Regions from separate parts of the Homo sapiens genome. Here region 1 is linked to region 2. A link is a contact called in ENCODE Hi-C data. All regions are on one chromosome and are shown on one strand. The core of a region is the stretch at or near the end of the contact, and the rest is flanking DNA. Distances in the headings are between cores, read along the strand shown.

Evidence for each region. A loop is a pair of places that touch in the nucleus more often than their neighbours do.
Region 1: a loop to region 2 is called in a map with no recorded cell type, with 1.9 times the contacts of the local background. The contact joins the enhancer-like site here to the promoter of MYF5 in region 2. A Hi-C loop is called at or near these places in 3 of 37 single-sample maps with no recorded cell type.

Annotation. Positions count from the first base shown.
Region 1 is chr12:80,834,827-80,841,545 of GRCh38, reverse strand. All of the region lies in intron 4 of LIN7A (lin-7 cell polarity scaffold A), which reads left to right. Among named protein-coding and RNA genes, the nearest start is that of MIR617, 5.6 kb to the right of the region's middle. Within about 2 kb of position 3,310, at least 2 of the 41 ENCODE cell types and tissues checked have a DNase peak (open chromatin) inside an H3K27ac peak, as active enhancers do.
Region 2 is chr12:80,712,270-80,718,879 of GRCh38, reverse strand. MYF5 (myogenic factor 5) reads right to left here and starts at 1,968. Exons shown (of 3, transcript NM_005593.3): 1 at 1,316-1,968; 2 at 447-522; 3 at 1-19. The coding sequence starts at 1,816.

The sequences.
Region 1 (6,719 bases), core at 2,061-4,560, 120 kb before region 2:
AAGAGGAATATAAAGCAAGTTGAGGGAGGGGGACAAAACATAATGTGATTGTAGGGGCTCTGATATAAATATCTTGTATAGAACACAGAAAGAGATTGGTCCAGCTCTTGAGGGTGCTGTTCGTACTTTCTTTCCCTCCTTCCTTCCTTCCTTCCTTCCTTCCTTCCTTCCTTCCTTCCTTCCTTCCTTCCTTCCTTCCTTCCCTCCCTCTTTCTTTTCATTTCTTTTCTTTTCTTTTCTTTTTTCTTTCTTTCTTTCTCATGGTCTCACTCTGTCGCCCAGGCTGGAGTGCAGTGGTATGATCTCAGCTCACTGCAACCTCTGCCTCCTGGGCTTAAGCTCACACCCTATTGTGCTCATTCCATCCTTGCAAAGAAAAATAAGCTCACCCAGAGAAGAGCAACCTTGTATATGAGGAACATGTTAAAGAATGACTTGAATTGTTTATAGTGGAGAAGAGAATATTTAGGGGAATGATGACTGTCTTCAGCTATCATCCATTGTATGGGGCACCAGATGGCAGAACCAAGACCAGTGTGTAAAAGTCATGGGGTAGTCATCTTATTATAATAAAGAGCTTTTAAACACTTAAAGCTCTCTAAATGGAGAAAGACTAAATCATAAGGCAGAATTTGCTCATCATTTGAAGTTTTAATCAGAGATTAGGAGACCACCTGATCAGAGTATTTCAAAATATGAGTACCATGTACAGAGTTGGAATGGTTGGCCCCAAAGTCCCTTCTAAGTCTGTGACTATGTGATTCTATGTCTTCCAATGGGATTCTGCTGAGAGTACCATATAACCCTCCCCTGACCAACACACACATGCTGCCTTACACTCTGAGGCAGATGAGTAGGCTCTACCTATGCTCTGTGTACCCTATTCATAAGACATTTTTTTCTGAATGGAAAGATGAGAAATCTAACACAATATGTTTTATTTATTTAGTACTTTATAGTTTTTTTTAACAGTATTTACATTATGTTCTCTCATTTGTTCCTCAGAAACACAGTCTCATGAAAGAGTAGGGCCAGGAGTGTTTCCTCCCTCTCTCTCTCTGTCCCTCTGTCACACACACAACCCAATGGATACACACAAAAGCACACATGAACTCACATCCAAAGACACACGTGCACACGTGCACGCAGGTGAGAAAGTGGATTTCAACCTTTACTGCAATCATAACTGATGCTTACCAAATGTAATAACTGGTTATGTTAAAAACAAATCCCACTGAAATCTGAGTAAGCTCTCTGAATTGTACCAATTCCAATTCGCTGGTTTAATATGATTTTGTAAGATGTTAATATTGGGGAAAGCTGGGTAAAGGATGCATGTGATGTCCCTGTACATTACTTTTCAACTTCTCTTAAATCTATAATTATTTATTTATTTTTATAAAGCAAGAAAGTCCAAAAGGTGATATTTTACTGGTACTGATGGGAGAGAGGCAGGTGAGGAACAGGAAAGAAAAGGATAGAAAGATAAAATATAAGCATGAGGACTTAAAAAAAATATGGCATACTGAAAAGAAGCCCTCATTTGCTTCTGAAATGCAAACATTGTCTTAGAGCACCATTGGTGGGAAATTGCAGCTGAATTTACCTAGCTTTACAGTTAAAACTAAATAAAATTGTCTATACAGTGTATACAGATTGCTAATTGATTTTTAAGCATAACAGATGAGTGAATAAAAGTTTAGGGATGGGACAGAATAAATTGTTTTCCTGCCATCGGCTTTTTTTACATTTTATAAATACCTATATCAAGTTGAAAGTAAGTACTCACAGCCCAAATTACTTATGCAGAATGGCTGTCAGGTGTGGGATGAAGATGAAATAAAAATTAGAACTGTAGATTCGAGCTCTGTGAAGCTACAGCATCCCAGAGGGGAAATCTGTATTAAGATCTTATTTATCTGTGTCGGAACAAAGAGAAAACATAAAAAGTTTTTTTAATTGCTATGAACTACACTGCAAGATTTAAGTTTCACAATAAAATGCATGTTCCAATGATGGCAGTAATTTGTATTCATTGCCTTATCCCAATTCTTAGAACAGTCCCTGTATATAGTCAAAGCTCTCTATATATTTGTTGAATGCCAGACACTGCTGTAAGCACTCTACATAATGAATTCATTATTTACCCGTAATGATCCTCAGTGGTAGGTGTTATTATTATCAGTCCCATTTTACAAATGAAGAAACTGAGGAAGAGAGAGATCAAGCAACTTGCCCAATCTCCTATAGCTACTAAATGGCAGAACTAGAGATTCTAACTCAGGCAGTCTAGCCTTATTAATCATAATTTAAGGTAAATAAATATCTTAGCCATTAATAAATTAGTACTTTCATGTACAATGTAGAAAAGATCAAGTTTTCTTAGCCTTTATGGGTTTGCATAAGTAAATTTTTGGTGGAGAGAGATCAGTTGTTTTTCTTAACTACTCATAAGAGACTTTGACCTTTAAAAAGTTAAAAACCACTTCTAAAGATAGTAAGGTTTTGAAAAGGAATTTACTCTGATTCAAATGGCTCAGTACTCTAATTCACCACTGCAGATGTGTGAAGAGTTTGGTTTGAATGTGTTTGAATTGTTCCATATCTGCATCATTCCAGTTTGCACCAGGCACTTTGCATTCCCGGCTAACTGAACAGCCCTGGTCCACAAGCACTCTCTAAAGCCACTTGGCCCTTAGAGGGGAGCAGATGCTTGCATGAAGAGGGGAAAGACAGAAGCTCAGTCTTCAGTTCCCCTATAGGCCTGGCACACAGATCCCCAGCTTAATTCCAGCTAAGAGACCTCAAGTAAAGCTATTCTCACAATCTCTCTATTCCTAGAAGTCGTTAGCAGATGCTTTACCTTTCTCAGAAGCTGAGTGGGGGACTGTTTAGGTTATAATTAAATAGGAGTGCAAGCTGAAATTTCAGTTCTAAGTGCTGAAAATTTTTATTCTCGGCATGACATCATGTGACACTTCACTCACATTTGTGAAGAAGCCAAGAGAAGTACATTTATGTTGTTTTATCCCAGTCACTTTCAGAAGAGCACAAACAATGCAGCATGATCTGGTATATTTTGCAACACTGAGAAGGCAGTATTCTACCCCCCTTCATTCTGAGTTGGCTCACAATAAGAGATCTTTTAATTTAAAAAGCAGAACAGGGAAATATCGTGCTATCTCAATAGCACAGGTAACTATAGTTCACAGGTTAGAACAACTACATTCCCACCTGGTGATTTCAGCCTGCAAGAATGGGCACCAGGTCTCTCATTCCTTCATAGATCAACTTGAGCTTTGAGCATACAAGAGATTGTGCTGATAGTGTGTCAGTGCCAGAACACACTCACAGTCAGTCGGTGCTAAACGGCAAGTCTCTAAATGAGGGAAGCATTCCCACACATGGGATCAGACTGACCTAAATCTCTATTTAGATTGCTGGTAATGGGTATTTGACTATTCAGTTTAGTTACTGGTGCAGTCTTTCTCATAGTTATTTTTACCATTTATTGTTTGTGTTTTCCTTCTATTTGTGCTGTTATTTTAGCAATGCTTTTCTTTCATTCAACAATTATTTGTAGAGAAATTATTATGTGCCAGCTACTGAGCTAAGTCCTGGATATGGAGTGGTAAACAAAAAAAAAGGGTTATAATCTGGTAGAAAGTAAGAACATGATGATGATGATGATGATGATGATGATGAGGATGATGATGATGATAAATACATACATATAAATGTAACATATCCATCAGTTATCCCAGCCTAAGGGAAATGCTCCCAGTGATTTTGTTCAGGTTCACACTGGTCACAGTAACAGGATTTTTTAACTCCGTTATGTGTATATTAGTTTCCTATGGCTGCTATAACAAATTACCACACACGGTGGTTTTTAAACAACAGAAATGTATTATCTCACAGCCCTGGAAGCCAAAAATCCCAAATCAGTTTCACTAGCTCCAAACCAAGGCATCAACAGGGCTGTGCTCCCTCTAGAGGTGCTATTGGGGAATCTGTTCCTTGCTCCCTTCAGCTTCTGGTGACTGCAGCATTCTTTGATTTGTGGCCACCTCATTCCAATCTCTATCTCCATGGTAACGTTATTACCTTCTTCTCTGCGCCAAATCTCCCACCTCCCTCTATAAGGATACTTGTGAGTTCTTAGGGCCCACTGAGATAATGCAGGGTAATCGCCTCATTTCAAGATCCTTAACCTAATTGTATCTGAAAAGACCTTTTTTTCTATAAAAGGTAATATTTACAGGTTCTGGGGAATAGGACCTGATATTAATATCTTTGAGAAATTATCCAGTCCTCTACAATGTGTAAATATCATAAATCTAGAGTGCTTACAAGTGTATAGGGCTATGGAATGGAACCAGTTGTCCACAGAGCATGGGCACGTTGGTTTTCTAGTCTCAAAACAGCACACACTGAATATTTTCCACTCTACTCCTAGTTCTGACAATGCAAGTTCTTTCTTCCCTTTTCACTTTCAGACTTTTCTCCTTCTGCTTCTGCCTATCCAATCAATAAAGCCATTCAGACTCCTCTTCCTTCTTTCCCCGCCCCCCATCTTGCCTGGTCTTTGATGAGAAAAAAAAAAAAAATGTACGTGAAAACATGCAGCCAAAACATTCTGCTGCACAGCAAAGACCTTCAGATATTTTTCAGTCCTTTTTTACTCCTAAGGTGTGGGCTGAAGGAAGCAGAATGGGAGGGAAAATTCACAAAGAACACGAATTAATACTTCAGAATATAACATGGCCTCATAATTAAACACTGTGATAAGTGTTACAGAGGGGAAAGAAGAAAACAAGGAGCCATGTAATGGAACAAGAGAAGCTACTTTTAAAATATATATATATACATATTTATTTATTTATTTTTTGAGACAGGGTCTCATTCTGTGGCCCAGGCTGGAGTGCAGTGGCGTGATCTTGGCTCACTGCAAACTCTGCCTCCCAGACTAAGCAATCCTCCCACCTCAGCCTCCTGAGTGGCTGGGACCACAGGCACATGCCACCATGCCGGCTAGTTTTTGTATTTTTGATAGAAACAGGCTTTCACTATGTTGCCCAAACTGGTCTCAAACTCCTGAGCTCGAGCAATCCACCAGCCTTGGCCTTCCAAAGTGCTGGGATTACAGATGTTGAGCCACCATGCCAGGAGCTAGTTTTAATAGTGTTAGAAATGGCCTCTTTGAAGGGTGACATTTAAACTGAGATTAAGGAGAAGAGTCTGTTATCATAAGAAAGAGCTTGTGTGAAGGTCTTGAGATAAGGAAGTCCATGATTTGCCATGTAGGAGCAGCTGAAAGAACAAAGTGACTAAAGTATACATAGTGGGATAAGATGAGGCTGAAGAACTGATTGGGAGCCAACCAATGGAGTTTTAAGGTTGATACCCAAAAGTTTTCATTTTACTCTAAGTGCATTAGGAATCTGAAATCAATTCTGAAATCTGATGATATGCCAAGAGTCTCTAATACATCCTGAGGCTGTTCATTATGAAATGAAATGTATTCTACTTTTTTTTTCTGTTAGCTTATTATTATTTTTTGTATTGAAATTTTCTTTCTATATCCTTAAATCACTTGACTAGGATATTGCATATGATAACAACTTAAGAGCAATTTTCCCTTTTTTTCTGTCATCATATTTAATGAAAATTACAAACTTTTACTTTATTGTGAATTGATATTTTCAACATTTCAAAAGGGACTCATTCAAATTCAAGTTCTTATGGTTTCTCAGGAGTTAAGGTTATTCTAACCATAATACGTTTATTTACTCTTTGAGACTCTATTTTGTCATACGTAAAGCAAAAATAGCAATATCTTTCTCACAGGTTTAATCCAAAGATTAAATAAGAGAAAGTATGTAAGAGTGTCTGGCATTACGCTGGATACCTTTTAAATACCCAGTAACTATAAATTTTTTCTTTTAAATCAGATAATAGTCTTTTCTTTCTTATAATTTTATCTCCCTATAGAGTTAGACTCTCCGCCCAGTTTAAGTCATCTCCTCTGCTTTTTGTTTATCTTCAAGAGACAATAAAAGTCCCCCATTAAATACTCTAATTTCAGAGGAAATTGGATCCTTGTCATTGGTGGGTTGATTATGGGCAAGTCATTGGAATTTTTGGTGTCTTTATATCTGCAGGACTGATGTAACAACACCTGTCCTGTCTACCTTTCCTAATAGTAATTAGGATAAAAAAGAGAAATGATAAATACAGCATTAAAAGATAAGACTTATGCTTCCACAATTACACAGCATTGTTGCTGTATATTATTATTAAACAGCCTTTCACCAAACTTCCAGATGCATCTCTCCATGTTTCCTATTGCAACATTTTTCCTTAATTTACAAAAACAGAATATGTAAACCAAGTAATGGTCCTTCTTCTGTTCTAGCTGAGAAATGTGTGGTTTATCTCAAATGAATAGAATATTTGTCTTGAAATCCTGTGCTGGTCCAAAAAAGCATCATTTATATTTTGTGGAACTCACCAAGCCCAATTACCAGTGATTGCTTTAAACATTAGTGAAAAGCCAATGATTCGATTTAATCCTAACTTGGGAGGAACATTCTTCTAACTTATTTATGCTGGTCTACAGACTGTTGGCACTAGCCTAAAGCAAGGTTGGAATGTTAATATGCCACAGCTACATGAGTATACCTAGTGAAATGCAAGCCAAGTGTAAGTCTAAGGGT
Region 2 (6,610 bases), core at 719-3,218:
TTTTTATCTGTGGCATATACTAAGGATACAAGGAGAAAAGCATTAAAAAATAATTAGCCCAAGATAGACAGATTTGCTTATGTTGCTCCTTAAATTGTAGGTCAGCTCCTCTGACACCCAGAGGTCAGGTGGTCACAGAAAGCCTAACATAGAAATTTGCAACAAATATCTGGCAATTCCTGAGGGGTAGACGTGGGGAGTGGGGAAGCCCCCTGATAATATTTCAAGCAACATTGTGTGTGCATGTGTGTATGCATGTGTGCGTGCGTGTCTGCTAGGGGGATTTGGAGCAGAAGATGTGTTTATTTTGCTTTACCAAAGCCTCCCTATAAGAACCATCACTTCCATTCTCCCTTCCCCAATACTATCAGCAAGAACAGAATCTTATAGGCTGAATTGTTAGGTTGAACTGGTCTTTAAACTCCTGTGAAGTTATCAATTCTTACCATTTGATACATCAGGACAGTAGATGCTGTCAAAAGTACTGCTCTTTCTGGACCAGACAGGACTGTTACATTCGGGCTATAATACAAGACACACAACAAAGTTTGTTTTCAGGTCTTGGCAAAAGATGTTCTGACCAAAGGTGAGGCTGTGCTTGCCCACCAGCTCTGTAACCGAACACTGTCAATCACCTTCACTGCCTTGATTTAGGAAGGGCTAGCCCTCTCCAAATTCCCAGGGCACTGAGGTCAATCTCTGTGCTTGAAGAAGAGGAGAGCAGCAGCAAAGGGAAGAGGGGGTGGAATTCAGCAGCAATGTGCATTGGGTTAACCATGCAAAATGGATTGGAGTAGAAGAAAGCCACACTAATTCAGGGAAAGAACACTTTCCCAGGGCAAAAACACATTAAAACCTGGCAGCCTTGGAGCAAACGCCCTCTAAAAAGAATGCATCAACATCTTTCAGCCAGGCCTCATTGGAGCAGGAACTGGGGCCGTGTGGGTATTTCTTTCCATTTCCTCATTAAGTTAGAAACGGTGCCTTTAGATATTAGCGTAGGGCATGATCCACAGATGGCATATTTTGAAAATAAATTCAGGAATGGAGAAAACATCTGAGTGATCATTCACAGCCACCCATCTTCCATGTCAACACTCGATTACAGTGTACACCTAGAACCTGCTAGAAAGTTAAACTAAAATCTTGTTCAGCAGCGGTTTGGGGAGTCTTTCTAAATGTGGACCCCTCTCTTCTTTTAAAGCAACTCAGCATCTGCCTCCACCCCACTCTCCCCACCACACCAGGTTAAATGAGGTGTAAGGACTTTAGAAAAGATTAGGGTAGCCTAGCAGGTACCAGATCTATTGCTTACCATGCCATCAGAGCAGTTGGAGGTGGGGCTGGTGGGCTCCGAGCAGCTCTGTCCCGGCAGGCTATAGTAGTTCTCCACCTGCTCTCTCAGCAACTCCTGCAGGCTCTCGATGTAGCGGATGGCATTCCTGAGGATCTCCACCTTGGGCAGCCTCTGGTTGGGGTTGGTCGTGGTACACCTCTTGAGGGTTTCGAAAGCCTGGTTGACCTTCTTCAGGCGCCTCCGCTCGCGCATAGTGGCTGCCTTCCGCCGATCCATGGTGGTGGACTTCCTCTTGCAGGCTTTGCAGGCCCACATGAGGCAGTGACCAGCCTGGTGGTGGCCGGTAGGCGCTCGCACGTGCTCGTCCTCATCTGAGCCCTGCAGCTCTGCTTTGTGCGCTCCGAAGGCAGCCACTCGCGGCACAAACTCGTCCCCAAATTCACCCTCGGGGGACGGTATGCAGGAGCCGTCGTAGAAGTACTCAGAAGGTGAGAACTGGCAGCCATCCATCACGTCCATCCTGCTGAGAGGCAGGCGGTGCACCTGGACGGCAGCGAGAGGGATGGGGAGAAACGGGAGCCTGGCGCCTCCGCCGATGGGCAAATCCCGGGCGGAGCTCCCTAGTCTGTCGCTCCGGTAATTAACAAGGGCAGACGCCTGTTGGCCTGGGTAGACAAGCTGGGGTTGGGGTTCTTTATATATTCTTTCGGGAGGGAGGCCGGCCCCAGTGGCCAGGCACTATTAGCATATCCCACCGCAACCCCCGCGGGGGCTGTCTGGACAAACCTCCGCCTTTCCTCTACAGACAATCTGCTGTGTACTGCCCCTTTTGACGCTAATGGTTTTACTGTATTTCTGCTGGGGCGGCAGTGGGTCCCCAACCTGCTCATTTGCACTCTCTAGATAGGCTAAAACAAGGGATCACTTAAGGAGTGTTTCACACAAAAGTGACCAAGGCAGTCCAACTTTTTGCAATTGGACACACATTTTAAAATAGTGGTAATAAATAGAAATCCCTTTCAGCTGGCACCAAGAGCCGACCTGCCCTCCCAATCCTGGGCGTGAGGAATCACCTGATTTGGGGGTGTTTGTTTCTCTTTTTCATGAACTTCAATTATCTCGAAAACTTTTTCCAGCAATTGGATTGAATAACGGTTACTAAAAACTTGAAGTGGCATTTTCAATCTTGGAGTGAATACAGGGTTTGCCTTTCCAAATCTATTTTGTATAGCTTCAGATGAGTAAAGTTTTGCTCAGATTGTCATTTATTCTAGGCTCTACCTTATTGAGAGTAGGGAGGGAGGTTCCTTTTCCCATGACTGGGCTTGCTCTGAGTTCTCCCTGTATGTCTGCTCATCTAAAAGGAGGTGGGGCACAGGAGGGCCAGGTGACCAGGAACATTCCTCCCGTTCTTGCTTCCTTCATTTTCCCCTTCTGTACGTATTTGTTGAGCACCTTCTCCTTTGTGCCAGGCCTTCCCTAGATCCTGAGCAGGCCAAAGACCTGCACTGAAAGTGTCTCTAAGATTTCCAACAGAAGAAGCCCAGTTTTCGACGGCAAACTCCCTTTCCAGGGGTGAGTCTCCTTTCTCCCTCTCTTTCTGCTCCGCCCTGTCATTTCTACAGACTAAACAGCCAAGCTGGGCTTTGGGGTTGCTAATTTTCTGCTTTCAGGCAAACTAACACCGTTACAGATGCGTCCCAGCTGCCGCCACTGCAATCCTTGACTCGTGTAAAATTTCCAACTCCTCAAACCAGGAGTAACTTCACACACTTCAGTGACAAAAGCCTTCCAGAAAAGCAATCACAGCAGGGTCTTTAGAACTTCGATGGATAGAAGGCAAGAGGGGAGGGTTGTCATTTAAGTGGGAATGAATCTATTAATCAGCTTTTACCAATCCTCCTCCAACCTTAATCCACTTTCAGGTTATTTGGGTTGGGGAGGTGCTGTTTATATTTAGGAAAAGCAATTACTTAAGGTCTACACAATTAGTCTTGGGGTTTTGGACTAGGTCTTGTGGCCCCGTTGAAAGAAGCAGGAGTGTTCTCAACTCAATCTAGGGTAACCCAGTTCAATAAATATAGTGGCTCCGAAGTTATTGCGAGGAGGAGGGAGTTTTCCTTCCTATTATTATTATTATTTCTTTCAGTGAATGGTACTTTGTACTTTTTTTTCAGAATTATTTTCTTAAAGCAACACTGGTTCATTGATCCAGCATCTTCAGGGGCCAGAGAAGTAGCAACCTTTTCAGGGTGCGATCTCTCTAAAGTGAAGACCTTGAAAACCAGAGGTGGGAGAGTGACACTGTCAGTCACTAAGGTTTGCTAGCCACACCATTGCTGTCTCCTCTCTTCTGTCCTGTCATCTCTAAGAAAAAGATCTCTCCTGAAAATCAGGTTCCCTCTCACACCAATGGGCTGCTTAATCATCTGACCAGTGGGAAATCCATCTGCACCTTTTTTAGGGCTATTAACAAGTCTATGCCTTTGAAATGAATACGGTATCCAGGGCTACGCCAGATAAAAAGAGGCAAGTTCAAGAAGAACCCAGGTGGAAACTAAGATGCCATCCACGCTGGTGGAAACATTCAAATGCACAGCAAATGCAAAGCACATTGCTACCTCTGAAATACAATAGTGGGTAGATATCCTCCCCCAGGAATTCTCAGCCAAGTCCCACAGTTTCTATTAGCAGCCATATGACCACTTTTTTATTTTTTTGGCTGTGGAGTCCACAAATTAGCTCGGACTTGTGCTTTGGACACAAATAAACTTGGTCTTTAAAGTTTGAGTGAAAGTTAGAGGTTACGCTTCTGCTCATCTTTCAGCTAATTTCTGAAAGCACTTAACGTGATTTGTACTCAAGCCCCTCAGCGCGAAATATTTTTAACTAACAATTATTGAGAATTTTCTATTTGCCCCGCACTGTTCTCAACCCTTTCCTTAGATTAACTTAACAATTAATACTCCAAACCACCCTGTGGGAGCTATTATTGGGCCCATTGTAGAAAGAAAGTAAACTCGAGCTCCAGGGACTAGGTTATTTGCCCCAAGGTCATACAGGATTGGAAACTAGGCATCCTGTCATTATAGTTCCTACTCCTAGAGGTGATTTTGTTTGTTTTCTTCTTCAATTAATTTAGGCTCCGTGCGCTTCCTTAGGGCTCCAGAGCAGAAACTCGCAAAAGCTGGCTACTCAACATCTTTCCCTGGCTCCTGTGCCTGGGAAGACGCCGTCACTCAGGAGCCTCTGTCAGTAAGGGTAGTTCTCAGAGGTTAGAGCTGTCTCTGGTAAGGTGATCTCAAAACAAAGTTACCAGAGTGCCGCGAGCGAGTGGAACTAAAGAAGCCGAGAAAACACAAGCGCCCGGCGGCTTAATGGGACTTGCTAGCAGGAGAACAGGGTCCGGACTTGAGAGCCCTTGGGACGCAAGTGCTGAAAATAGGATCTCAGAGTACCAAAGTAAAAAGAAATAAGACAAAACTTTTAAAACGCTGTCAGGGGCGAGAGAAGAAAGAGAGAGAGAGAGAGAGAGAAAAAAAAAAGGCAATATGCTAAGACAGTAGGCAGCCAGCACCACAAAGATGGCTACAGTGTCCCAATTCAGGAGCGGTCTCCCTGCTCTTTTCCCAGGGGAGACCTGGAAGGGGAAAAAGAAAGAACTGGGTGAGCAACATAGAGAAAAGCATTTTTTTTTTTTGAGTGGGTTGGCCAGGGAAGCATGGGAAAAGTTTTAAAAATGGCTCTGAAAAGATCTACTCAGGGCACCCTTTTGTACTCAAAGTCGGATTAGATTGGCTTTTGCTCCTCACACAAAGAATGAAAATAAGTTTTCCACTATTTCTGCAAAGAAGTGGATTTCTTGCTTGCGGAGAAAACGCACATTTATTTCATATGTAAACAGGTTATTAGAAATGACACTCCAACACTGTCTGCTAGGAAAGTCTAACCATAGGTAGTTGAGGGGAAGAAAACCCAGTCACCTCTGGTGCTATAAATGGATACCCACTAAGGCTCTGGTGAAGTATTTATTTATTTATTTATTTCATTTTATATTCTGAAAAAATAAATACATTTGATTTTCTTACAATTTAGAATTATAACCAGGTTCTAACTGCAATGACCTTTACGTAACATCAACTTTTTTTTTAAGTGAAATCTGTGTTAGTTTAAGCATTATGGCAACACACTAATATTGATGGACAGATCACACCAGCAAAATGATGCTCATACCTTCTTCTTCTAATAAATTTTGCCCACCCTAGGCTTTCTGCATTATTGAAAATTCTCTATGCTTTTCTTGGAGGGAGAAACCAAATACATATAGAAGGATACATACATTCCAATTCACTTCTGCCCCTGCCTGCAGATCCTTATCAACTCCTGGACTAAGGGAGTTGTTCTTGATATTTTTTATATTATAGATGACTTCACAATGTGCTCAACAATTGCAAATTGCTATTAGCTCTGGGAATCAGGCACACCTAAGTAAACACATTAGTACCTGCCAGAGCTGCTGGAAGAATTTGTGAAGACAGCTGAGGAAGACATTGGCCTCTGCTTGAATTAGAGGACTTCCAGGAGAGATCAAAGGCCTAAGTAAGGACATTTAGCAGCCTTGAGAGTACAGAAAGTAGCCAGTTCTTACAGCATTATCTTTGTTCCAGCACATGGCATAGCCATTCCATCTCAGACTGACTCTGAACTAGGCTTGCAAAAAAATTGCTTTTTTCAGAGTGAAACCTCTATGATGGAGGATCATCTTTTATAAGTGTAATAGTTTAAGGGAGTGACTGGAGGGGCCTGTCAGAGAAATAGCTTGGTGGTTTGGCTCTTTGAGAAAATACTATGTTATTGATAATTTATCAATGCATTGGATTAGGCAATTAGATATTCAAAGCTTAAAAAAAATGTCAAAAAAAATTCCAGCTATGGTGTTGTGGGAGAGCGATTTTGAAACGACAAAATGGGATAAAATATTACTAGAAGAAAAACACAACTGGGTAAATTCTAACTTTAGTAAAAAAAAAAAAAGTCTTAATAAGGATAGAGATCACTTTCAGCATCTCAAGATTTCTCTGCTAGTTTCAGAAATAGTTGCAAACCCTAAATTCCAGCATTCCCTCCACTCCCAAAACAAATGCAAGAGTTTGAGGAAAAATAAATGAGACTGTTAGACCTAAGAGGATTTCCAGTGTTCAGGCTTGGAATTCAGTGATCCAGGTATTAAAATTAGTATGAAAGCTGGCATTTGATTTTCTGCAAATTATTTCTGTAGTAATATAATAAAGAAAATCACTCATTATTTTGTAC